Linked DNA regions of Homo sapiens: region 2 is linked to region 1. Evidence: read pairs that join two places in POLR2A ChIA-PET (ENCODE). Cell type or tissue: Caco-2. All regions are shown on one strand. Links, peaks and the distances in the headings refer to the core of each region. The heading gives the core; the rest is flanking DNA. Region 1 overlaps ASXL2 (ASXL transcriptional regulator 2). Region 2 holds the start of LOC105374333 (a long non-coding RNA gene).

The links. Peaks named below come from ENCODE experiments on the same cell type or tissue, not always from the same donor. Only the 100,000 strongest peaks of a DNase experiment are listed, where the experiment ranks them.
Region 2: POLR2A ChIA-PET joins it to region 1 with 23 read pairs; 3 of 35 experiments call an interaction of 5 or more read pairs at or near these places.

Annotation. Positions count from the first base shown.
Region 1 is chr2:25,786,092-25,791,479 of GRCh38, forward strand. All of the region lies in intron 5 of ASXL2 (ASXL transcriptional regulator 2), which reads right to left. Among named protein-coding and RNA genes, the nearest start is that of ASXL2, 90 kb to the right of the region's middle. In Caco-2, for the core only: no CTCF peak of the experiment used is centred there; no DNase peak of the experiment used is centred there.
Region 2 is chr2:26,058,046-26,063,433 of GRCh38, forward strand. All of the region lies in intron 1 of RAB10 (RAB10, member RAS oncogene family), which reads left to right. LOC105374333 (a long non-coding RNA gene) reads left to right here and starts at 2,466. Exons shown (of 2, transcript XR_939851.3): 1 at 2,466-5,388. In Caco-2, for the core only: no CTCF peak of the experiment used is centred there; no DNase peak of the experiment used is centred there.

The DNA of each region.
Region 1 (5,388 bases), core at 268-5,267:
ATTCACTACAGGAATTATGTACATGAAGGAAAAGCAACTGATAAAATTCAACATCTGTGTATTAGAAAATCTCTTAGCAAATTACAAATAAAAGGAAACTAACTTCATCTACTAAAAAGTATCTACAAACAACCTACTACTCCACATCATTCTTTTTTTTTTTTTTTTGAGATGGAGTCTTGCTCTGTCACCAGGCTGGAGTGCAGTAGTGCAATTTTGGCTCACTGGAACCTCCGCCTCCCAGGTTCAAGTGATTCTCCTGCCTCAGCCTCCCAGGTAGCTGGGACTACAGGCGCATGCCACCACGCCCGGCTAATTTTTGTATTTTTAGTAGAGATGTGGTTTCACCGTGTTAGCCAGGATGGTCTCGATCTCCTGACCTTGTGATACGCCTGTCTTGGCCTCCTGAAGTGCTGGGAATACAGGCGTGAGCCACCACGCCCGGCCCACATCATTCTTAAAACATTATAATATTAAAAGGCTGGGTATTGGTGGCTCACGCCTGTAATCCCAGCACTTTGAGAGGCTAAGGCAGGTGGATCACTTGAGGCCAGGAGTTTGAGACCAGCCTGACCAAAATGGTGAAACCCTATCTCTACTAAAAATACAAAAATGAGCTGGGTGTGGTGGCACACACCTGTAATCGCAGCTACTCAGGAGGCCAAGGCATGAGAATTTGCTTGAACCCTGGAGGTGGAGGTTGCAGTGAGCCGAGATCACACCACTGCACTCCAGCCTAGGTGACAGAGAGAGACCCTGTCTCAAAAACAAACAAACAAAAATTATAATATTAAAAGCTTTACCTTAAAGGTAGAGAATGAAAAGGATAATTGATAGTACCATGTCTGTTCCACTATTTTCTGTAAGTCCTGGCTGGTACAAAATGGCAAAAAAAAAAAAGAAAAAGAAAATTGCCATTATTCATAAATTACATATTTGTATAAGTAGACAATCATAAAACTATGTATAAACTAATATATTTTAAAAATTAATTTTGCAATGTTGTTACATCCAGTGTCAATATTCAGAGAGGAAATCCACCACAGGCCCCGAGTGCTGTTGTGTATACACACGAGGAATGCAAACAATGTTTTAAGTCCCAGAACACTCTTTACCTGAGCCATCTTTCAGGGTTATGTTTGCAGTTGCAGAGCAACCATGAGATGAGGCAATGTCTCTTCCCAGGCAAAATATGCTTGCTTCTGCTAAAAGCAGTGAATCCCTCAAACTAATGTTTCTTGGCTGAGATGCAAACCCACTGCAGGAATAGGATACACCTGGGCCTGTATCTCATCACCTGTGAGTCTTGGGGTAAGGGAAAGCTGACACGAAAAGTATGCTGGTAGCCATATTGCTTACTCTATCATGGGTAATACAGTACTTTTTCTATGACCCAGGATTCTTGTTTCTTCTGTTAAAATCCATGAGAGGCTAATCGCTTTGTTTACTTACAAATCAGGTAAAATCCTAGACACTTCAAAGACACAGTCAATTTATAAAAACTGTATTTCTATATATCAGCAACACACAATTATAAAGTAAAAAAAGTTAAAGCCATTCACAACAGAATAAAAAATGTCAAGGAATAAATCTGATAAGAAGTGTGCAAAGACCTGTAAGACAGAAAAATCCATAGCATTAATGAACAAAACTGAACTGCAGAAAATGCAGTAATATAGTTTTTAAAAAGTCAATAGAACTAAAACTGATCTATAGATTCAATGCAATCCTAACCAAAATCATAGCAGGTTGAGGGGAGAGGGGACATGTGGAAACTAACAAGCTGCTTCTAAAATTTACATGAAGATGAGATCAGTCAGAAAAGCCAAGAAAATATTAAAGAACAAAATGGAAAGAATTAAACTATTAGATATCAGGATTAATAATAAAGCTAAAGTAATTAAAACAGGGTGGTACTGTTACAAGGAAAGACAAAACACAACAGAACAAAGCAAAGTCCAGAAACCAAACCATAACTATATGGTCAATTGACTTATGACAGAGAACACTGCAATAAAGTAAATGAAAGAAGTCTTCAAAAAAGGGTGCTAGGTAATTAAGATATCCCTACGGGGTGAAAGGAATAAAATGATGATCCTCATCTCACATAATACAAAAAAATTCCACATGGTTTATAGATCTAAATGTAAAAGATAAAAGAATAAAGTTATCATTAAAATGTGCACACGCACATGCATATACAGGAAGACAGTTTCCTCTCTGTGTGTATATAGTATTTTCATTGCATAAACATCCACCAGTACCCAAATTCATTTATCCTATCTTTGATGAACATTTAGGTTATTTTTATTTTTTGCCTATTACAATTAATTCTACTTTTTAAAAAAATTTCTTTTTGTACTCCTTTCTGTTGGGTATATACACCAGAGTAGAATTAGCTATACTATGGACAGACAAGCAGTTTTCCAAAGTAGTTGTACTAGTTGTACTAGTTTAAATTCTTACCACCAGTGTATAAGAATCCCGTTATTTCACATGATCACTAGCAGTTGGTACCATCAGTCTTTTTAATTTTGGACTTTGGTGGGTGTGTAATAGTATCGCATGTGGTTATAAGTTGCCTTTCTGTGGTCACTAACGGAATTGGACTCCTTTTCATTATTAATCATTTTGATATCTTCTTTGTGCAATGCTTGTTCTAGTCTTTGCCCATTTTTCTATGAATTCTCTTTTTCTTACTAACTTGTAGGAGTTCCTCATATATTCCTTTGTTGCATATATTTATTCCAAATAACTTCTCTGTGGCTTGCCTTTTCACTCTCTTAAAGTTACGTTTTGATGAATGCAACTTCTTAATGTACCCAGTATGTTTTTTTCTTTAGAAAATTACCTAGCTTTATGATTAATCCTGATATTTAATAGTTTAATTCTTTCCATTTTGTTCTTTAATATTTTCTTGGCTTTTCTGATTGATCTCATCTTCATGTAAATTTTAGAAGCAGCTTGTCAGTTTCCACATGTCCCCTCTCCCATCAACCTACTATGATTTTGGTTAGGATTCCATTGAATCTATAGATCCATTTTAGTTCTACTGACTTTTTAAAAAATATATTACTGCATTTTCTGCAGTTCAATTTTTTTTATTAATGCTATGGGTTTTTCTGAGCTCCCTTCTGGTCATACCCATTGCCCCAAAATAACCACTCTATATAGTTTTAAGAATCTGATGTATTTCTACACACCAGAAGGTGAATGATTCTTACACACATGCAAATAATGTAATAGCAAAAAATTATTTAAGTATGACTTGATTATGTAAGTTTAAAAATTTCTCTGGACATTATTCTGTTCTAGACATGTCTTGTTTATGCTATTGGAAGTTGTTAGAGTGGTTATTTTGGAGCAATGGGTGTGACCAGAAGAGAGCTCAGGGAGAGATACTAGGGCAATATTTTGCTCCTTAATCTGGTTGATAGTTCATAGTACTGTTCTGTTTGTGAAAATCCAACAAGCTGTATACTTACGTGTACTTTAATGAATACAAGCTGATCATTCCAAATCAGAAAACATGAAATGCCCAAAATCAGAAAATTTTTGAGTGCCAACACGATGCTCAAAGGAAATGTTCATTGGAGCATTCTGGATTTTGAACTTTCTGAATTTGGGATGCCCAACCCAAATAATGCAAATGTTTCAAAATCTGAAAAAATCCAAACTCCAAAACACTTCTGGTTCCAAGCATTTCAGAGAAATAGTACTTCATCCATATATATTATAATCTAATTTAAAATTTTAAAAATAGGCAAGTGACCCAAACTGACAGAAATCAGGACGGTGGTTACTTTTGAGAAAGGACCAGTAGCGATTTGGAGATGACAGGATGTTTTCACAATGCTGATGAAGCATCGTAATAGTTAATTATTTACTAGGGAGATGGGGGTTATTTTCTGTTCTGAATTTTTTAAAAAAGGGACAAGATCATTTCATATAGTTTCTCCTTTAAAGATAAAATTTGGCACCCTCTCCCCCTTTTTTAAAGTAAAGCTGAAAAATCATCTAAACTATTGCTGTTCAAATGTCCACAGACTGGTCTGTGACAAGATAAGCATGAAAGCAAGAACATTTAGGTACTTTCATAGAAATTTGACATTGCTGGGTCATTCTGAGTCCACAATGGACTAGAGGAAAAAAATTGGTCCTTGATGATGAATAATTTGAGAATAAACTAGCTAACTGAGGTGGTGGTGATATGAGTCGCAGTTGCGGGGTGGGGGTGGGGGGGGTGTGAGAAGCGCATGAGCAAGGTTTCCTAGGACTACATCTTAAAAAAAAAAACAAAAACAGAACTATTAAAAATAAGACCTTGGTTAAAAAAAAACATAAAAAAAGGAAAAAAATTAAAGCTTTATTTTAACTATATCAAGACCCTGTTTATAGTCTTTTCTCACAAAGTGGTACTTATAGAAAAATAATCCCTTATACTTCTCTATTACCAGTTTTACTTCAAATGAAACCAATTAATGTCACCAATTAACGTCATCCTACACCAAGGAAGTATTCTACCTACAACAAATGGTTTTCAAAAGCAAAACAAAAATAAATTTTAGCTTATATACCAGTGATGAGAAACAGAGCTAACTTAAACACTAGTGAGCAGAAAAACAAAAGACGCTAGTTTATTAACTCAGAAACTTAATGAACAAAAATATGAAACAAACAAAAAAAGAGTCAATAAACAGTTTTTTGTCTTTTTTTTTTTTTTTTTTTTTGAGACAGGGTCTCTCTCTGTCACTCAGGCTGGAATACAGTGGCATCATCATAGCTCACTGTGGTCTCAAACTTCTAGGCTTAAGTGATCCTCCCACCTTGGCCTCCCAAAGTGCTGGGACTACGGGTGTGCACCACCAAAACCAGCTGTTTTTTATTTAGAGACAAGGTCTCACCATGTTGCCCAAGGTGGTCTTGAACTACGGGGCTCAAGTCATACTCCTGCCTCGGCCTCCCAAAGTAATGGGATTACAGGTGTGAGCCACCACACCCAGCCTATAAACAGTCTTGATCTTCCTGGTGTCTGGCTATGAAAATTTGGAAGAGTCATCAGTGTCTCCATTCTCTCTCTTATCTATACCTTAATTTTCCTAAGAAACTTTGTGAGGCCGGGCGTGGAGGCCTACACCTGTAATCCCAGCCCTTTGGGAGCCCGAGGCAAGCAGATCACAAGGTCAGGAGTTCGAGACCAGTCTGGCCAACATGGCAAAACCCCGTCTCTACTAAAAATATAAAAATTAGCCAGGTGTGGTGGCGGGCGCCTATAATCCCAGCTACTCAGGAGGCTGAGGCAGGAGAATAGCTTGAACCCACGATGGGGAGGTTGCAGTGAGCCGAGATCATGCCATTGCACTCCAGCCTGGGCGACAAGAGCAAGAC
Region 2 (5,388 bases), core at 159-5,158, 270 kb after region 1:
AGTAGATACTCAGATATTTGTTAAGAAGACTAAAAATCTTGGAGGTATCCTTGATGCCTCCTTCACTGGTATCTCACATTAGCAGATTCTTTTGGATTAACCTCCAGAATTTCCCTGCTTCTCATTATCTCCGCTGCTACCAGCCTGGTCCATGACACCATCATGTTGCCTGGATTATTGTAAGTTCTTAGCTGGCCTCCTTGCTTTCTTTCTTGTCCTCTACAACCCCTTCTTGACAAGGGGGCACCTATAATGATTCATTTAAAGTTGAATTCATATATGTCACTCTTCTACTCCTCTGCTTAGAGCCTTTAGTGGCTTTCAATCTCAGAAAGAACATGTAAGGCTCCGTGTCCTTACATGATATCCTGATGCTTTTTTCTTTTCTTTTTTTTTAAATTGAGACAGGGTTTTGCTATGCTGCTCACTCTGGCCTGGAATTCCTGGGTGCAAGCAGTCCTCCCACCTCAGCCTCCTAAGTAGCTAGGATTACAGATGTATACCACCGTACTGTGCCCCGGCTAAATCTGATACCTCTTTGCTTAGAGCTTCAACTCCTAACTTAGATTGTTTTGTTTACCCTGCAGCAATTCATCTTTGCTCTCTTTTGAACTTGCCAAGCACACTCCTGCCTCAGGACCTGTGCGCTTGTTGTTCTCTGGCTGTAGCCACTCTGCCTAGGTACTTAACTTGTGTGGCATATTCTCTCATTTCTTCCAGGTTTCTGCTCAGATAGCATTTTGTCAGTGAAGTCTTCCCTTTCTATCCTATAATAAAATAGCAACAGCTCCCCTCTTCCAGTTCAGATCTACCATTCTGCTTACCTGACTTCTACACAGTAATTAATATGACTTCTGATTAAGTTTTACTTGTTTTGTTAATTGGCCATCTCCTTTAGAATCTGAACTGCTGAGGGCAGGGATGTCTGCTCACCTCTATATCTCCCTAGGACAATGCCTGTACATTCTCAAATATTTGAAAGACAAAAATGATTTAATATCTGTTTCTAGTGATCTCTAAATCATAGACCACATTTAACAGTTCTGTATCTTAAATACAGTTCCTTGTATATAGTAGGTGCTTTATAAAAGTTGATGTTGCAGTGTGAAGTATTACACTAATTGCTTTACCAGTTTGGAAATCTGTACTTGATCATTACAGTGGACTCTTTATTTAGGAGCCCCAACAAACTTAAAGTTGGAGATGCAGTATATTTTTGTTTTGCTAATGCATTCATTCATTCGAATGTTTGAATAGTCCAGTATGTGCTAGATATTGGGGATATGGCAGCAAAGTTCTTATGAAATTTTATTCTAGTGGGAGAGACAGATGTATCAAATAAACACAATGTACTAGAATATAACTTCTAACATTTAGTAGCATAAGCAAGCATACATTAGAATAACCCTTAGTTTAGGGATTTTGTTTTTTTAACCTAAATGCAAAATTTGAGAAGCACATGGTAAGTAAATATTTCAGAAATTTGTTGGGGTAAAAATTGTGAGTACTTTGGTATTAAAATTATAATTACTCAACAAATTAAAAATGGAATTACCATACGATGCAGCAATCCCACTTCCAAGTATATATCCCAAAGAACTGAAAGCAAGGTTTTGAGATCTTTGCATACCCATGTTATAACAGCACTATTCACAATAGCCAAGAGGTGGAGACAACTTAACTGTCCATCGGTGGTTATCAGGAGCTGGGGGAGGGAAGGGGTGAAGGAGAGTTGTTTAATGGGTATGGAGTTTCATTCTGCAAGATGAAAAAGTTCTGGAGATACGTTTCACAACACTGAAAATTGCTACTGAACTGTACACTTAAAAATTGTTAGTGGTAAGTTTTAATAGCTTTGATGTGTTTTAAATTATGTGGGTTTTTTTTACCACAATAAAAATATTAAAAGATTGTCATAACTAGGTTGGGATTGCATAGCATAGTTCAGGCCATACCATCATGGTCATGTTCTAAGAACACATAATAATAGCTAGAATTGGAGGTAGAGGCAGATTACTTATAATGCCAGTCTTTTAAAATCCTCCTTAATTGGCAAGAGTCTGAAGAAGCTTGTTTGGATTTAGAATTTGTGAATTCGTGTGAATGCCATGAATTCTCTAATATGGAGGGGGAAAGAGAAGGAAATTATTGAACAACTGCTGTGTGCCTGGCACTGTGTGAAGTGCTTTTATATCTATTACTCTTTCATTTTGTTCTCACAGTAGTTCTTTTTTGTTTTTTTGTTTGTTTGTTTGTTTGTTTTTTCAGACGGAGTCTCGCTCTGTTGCCCAGGCTGGAGTGCAGTGGCACGATCTCGGCTCACTGCAAGCTCTGCCTCCCAGGTTCACGCCATTCTCCTGCCTCAGCCTCCCGAGTAGCTGGGACTACAGGCGCTCACCACCACATCTGGCTAATTTTTTGTATTTTTAGTAGAGATGGGGTTTCACCGTGTTAGCCAGGTCTCGATCTCCTGACCTCGTGATCTGCCCGCCTCGGCCTCCCAAAGTGCTGGGATTATAGGCATGAGCCAACGTGCCCGGCCTGTTCTCACAGTAGTTCTCTGAGGAAAATTGTATATCCTTATTTTGCCAGTGAGAAAATTTTGGATTAGAAACATTAGGTAATTTATCAAAGAAGGTTATGTAGCTAATAGTAAGTGGTAGAACCAGAATTGCTAATCCAGGTCTGTCAGACTCCAGAAACCATGTTCTTTCTATCACATTATGCCAGAGAAGCTGGAAATAGATATTTTCTTTTAAAAAAGTAAAACTTACTAGTTACAAAAACACAACAATAAAAAATCTGCTGGCCCGACTTAAATGTCTTTCAAGATGGCTACAGAGCTTCCATTTTGCTACTTGAAAAAAACTTTGTTGAAAAATAGCTTCTAGATGAGTGATTTCTTCAGTTACATGTAATTTTGGGAGTGGTTATAGACAGACTAGATGTAGTTTCTTTATATAAAATAACTTGATTTGCTTCTTTAAAAATATAGGTTGAAAGAGCTGATACTCAGTTGAAAATTTTTTTTTCCATTTATCTCTGTCTTTTTTTTTTTTTTTTTTTTTTTTTGTTCGTTTGTTTTTTGAGACAGGGTCTGGCTCTGTCACCTGGGCTGGATTGCAGTGGTGCCATCTCAGCTCACTGCAACCTCTGCCTCCCGGGCTCAAGCTATCCTCCCACCTCAGTGCCCCCAAGTTGCTTGGACCACAGGTGCACACCACCAGGTCCGGCTAATTTTTTGTGATTTTTATAGAGACGGGATTTTGCCATGTTGCCCAGGCTGGTGTTGAACTCCTGAGCTCAATTGATTTGCCCACCTGTGCCTCCCAAAGTGCTGGGATTACATGTGTGAGCCACTGTGCCCAGCCCTGTTTTCCTTTGAGAGACAGGGTCTTGCCCTGTCACCCAGACTAGAGAACAGTGGCACAGTAATAGGCCACCACAGCCGTGTTGGCTGCCCATGTAGCTAATATTACAGGTGCATGCCACCATGCCTGACTAATTAAAAAAAATTTTTTTTTTGGTAGAGACAGGGTCTTGTTAGGTTTCCCAGGCTGGTCTCGAACTCCTACCTTCCATTAATCCTCCTGCCTTGGCCTCCCAAAGGGCGGTAATTATAGGTGTGAGTCATTGTCCCCAGTCTTATTTTTCTCGCTTAACAGTAATTTTAAGTAGTCATCTCTCTTCACTTCATATCTGCTCCCCACCCCACCCCCCCTTGTTTTTGAGACAGAATGTCACGCTGTCACTCACGCTGGAGTACAGTGCTACGATTTCGGGTCACTGCAGCCTTGACCTCCTGGGCTCAAGTGCTCCTCCTGCCTCAGCCTCCAATGTAGCTGGCTAATTTTTTTTTATACAGGCAGGGCCTCAGTTTGTTGCCCAGGCTAAACATCATATGCTTTTAAAGGAACCTGCTGAAACAGCAAAGTCTCTTACCATGAACAGTTGATGGTTCTAGGAGCTTGGGGAAAAGGGGTGGAGTTGGGGTTTCTGTATGTGATGTCTTTTTTGGTTCAGAATAAATTTTTTTTGTGTGTGGTAAGTTACTATAGTAAGGGTAATTTCCCATAATAGGCAATAATATATACATCTGTTTTTGTTGGAATTATATTTAAACTTAAATTTTAAAAAGTAGTGCCTGTTAGTTTAAAAACATAGTAATAGATTGTATAGCATAGAAAATATAAATACTATAATCCTTCATTGCAGCCCATCCTCTGCTCCATAGCCTTAGTGTAATTTTGGTGGCAATACTTTTTCCAGTGGATCTATGTATTATGATGCTTTTATTTGGAAGTGACAGCCCATCCCCTCCTCCCCAAACAAACACAACTACAAAAGTGCTGCTGGGCATGGTGGCTCATGCCTGTAATCCCAGCACTTTGGGAGACTGAGGCAGGCAGATCATTTGAGGCCAGGAGTTTGAGACCAGCATGGTCAACCTGGTGAGACCCCAACTCTACTAAAAATACAAAAATAAGCTGGACCTGGTGGCGCATACCTGTAATCTCAGCTACTCGGGAGGCTGAGGCACGAGAATTGCTTGAACCACGGAGGTGGGGGTTGCAGTGAGCCGAGATCATGCTACTCCACTCCAGCCTGGGCAATAGAGCGAGACTCTGTCTCAAAAATAAATAAATAAATAAATAAATAAAGGAAAGGAAAAAAACCCTTCAAACTGGCTTAAACAACAACAAAAAGTTTAAAGAACTTTAACCTTCTAAAGAATTGCCACTTCTAGGGTTAGTTTGTTGAGCAACCTCAAGAATCTAAGTTATCTTGGCCAGGTGTGGTGGCTCATGCCTGTAATTCCAGCACTTTGGGAGGTTGCGGCAGGTGGATCACCTGAGGTCAGGAGTTCGAGACCAGCCTGGCCAACGTGGTGAAACCCTGTCTCTATTAAAAATACAAAAATTAGCCAGGCATGGTGGCAGGCGCCTATAATCCCGGCTGCTCGGGAGGCTGAGGCAGGAGGATGGCTTGAATGCAGGAGGCAGGGGTTGCCGTGAGCCGACATCACACCATTGCACTCCACCTTGGGCGACAAGAGTGAAACTCCATCTCAAAAAAAAAAAAAAGAATCAGGAATCTAGTTATTTTTAAAATCTAATGGTCAATCTATTAGACTGTCCTCCTCAGGCTCGCTTTCTTGTGTAGATAGCCTTGGCAGTTTTAGACTCCAGTCATGTTGGACAGATCGTCTGGGAGAAGAGGGACCATCTGTTCCTTATGTCCCTTTTCCCTTTCAGCTTTTTATTTTGAAAAGTTTCATACCTACTGATACTCTGGAAAAATTGTGCAATTGAACATATACCCTTCATGTAGATTTTCTCATTATTACCATTTTATTACATTTGCTCACTCACATTCTTTATGTGATTT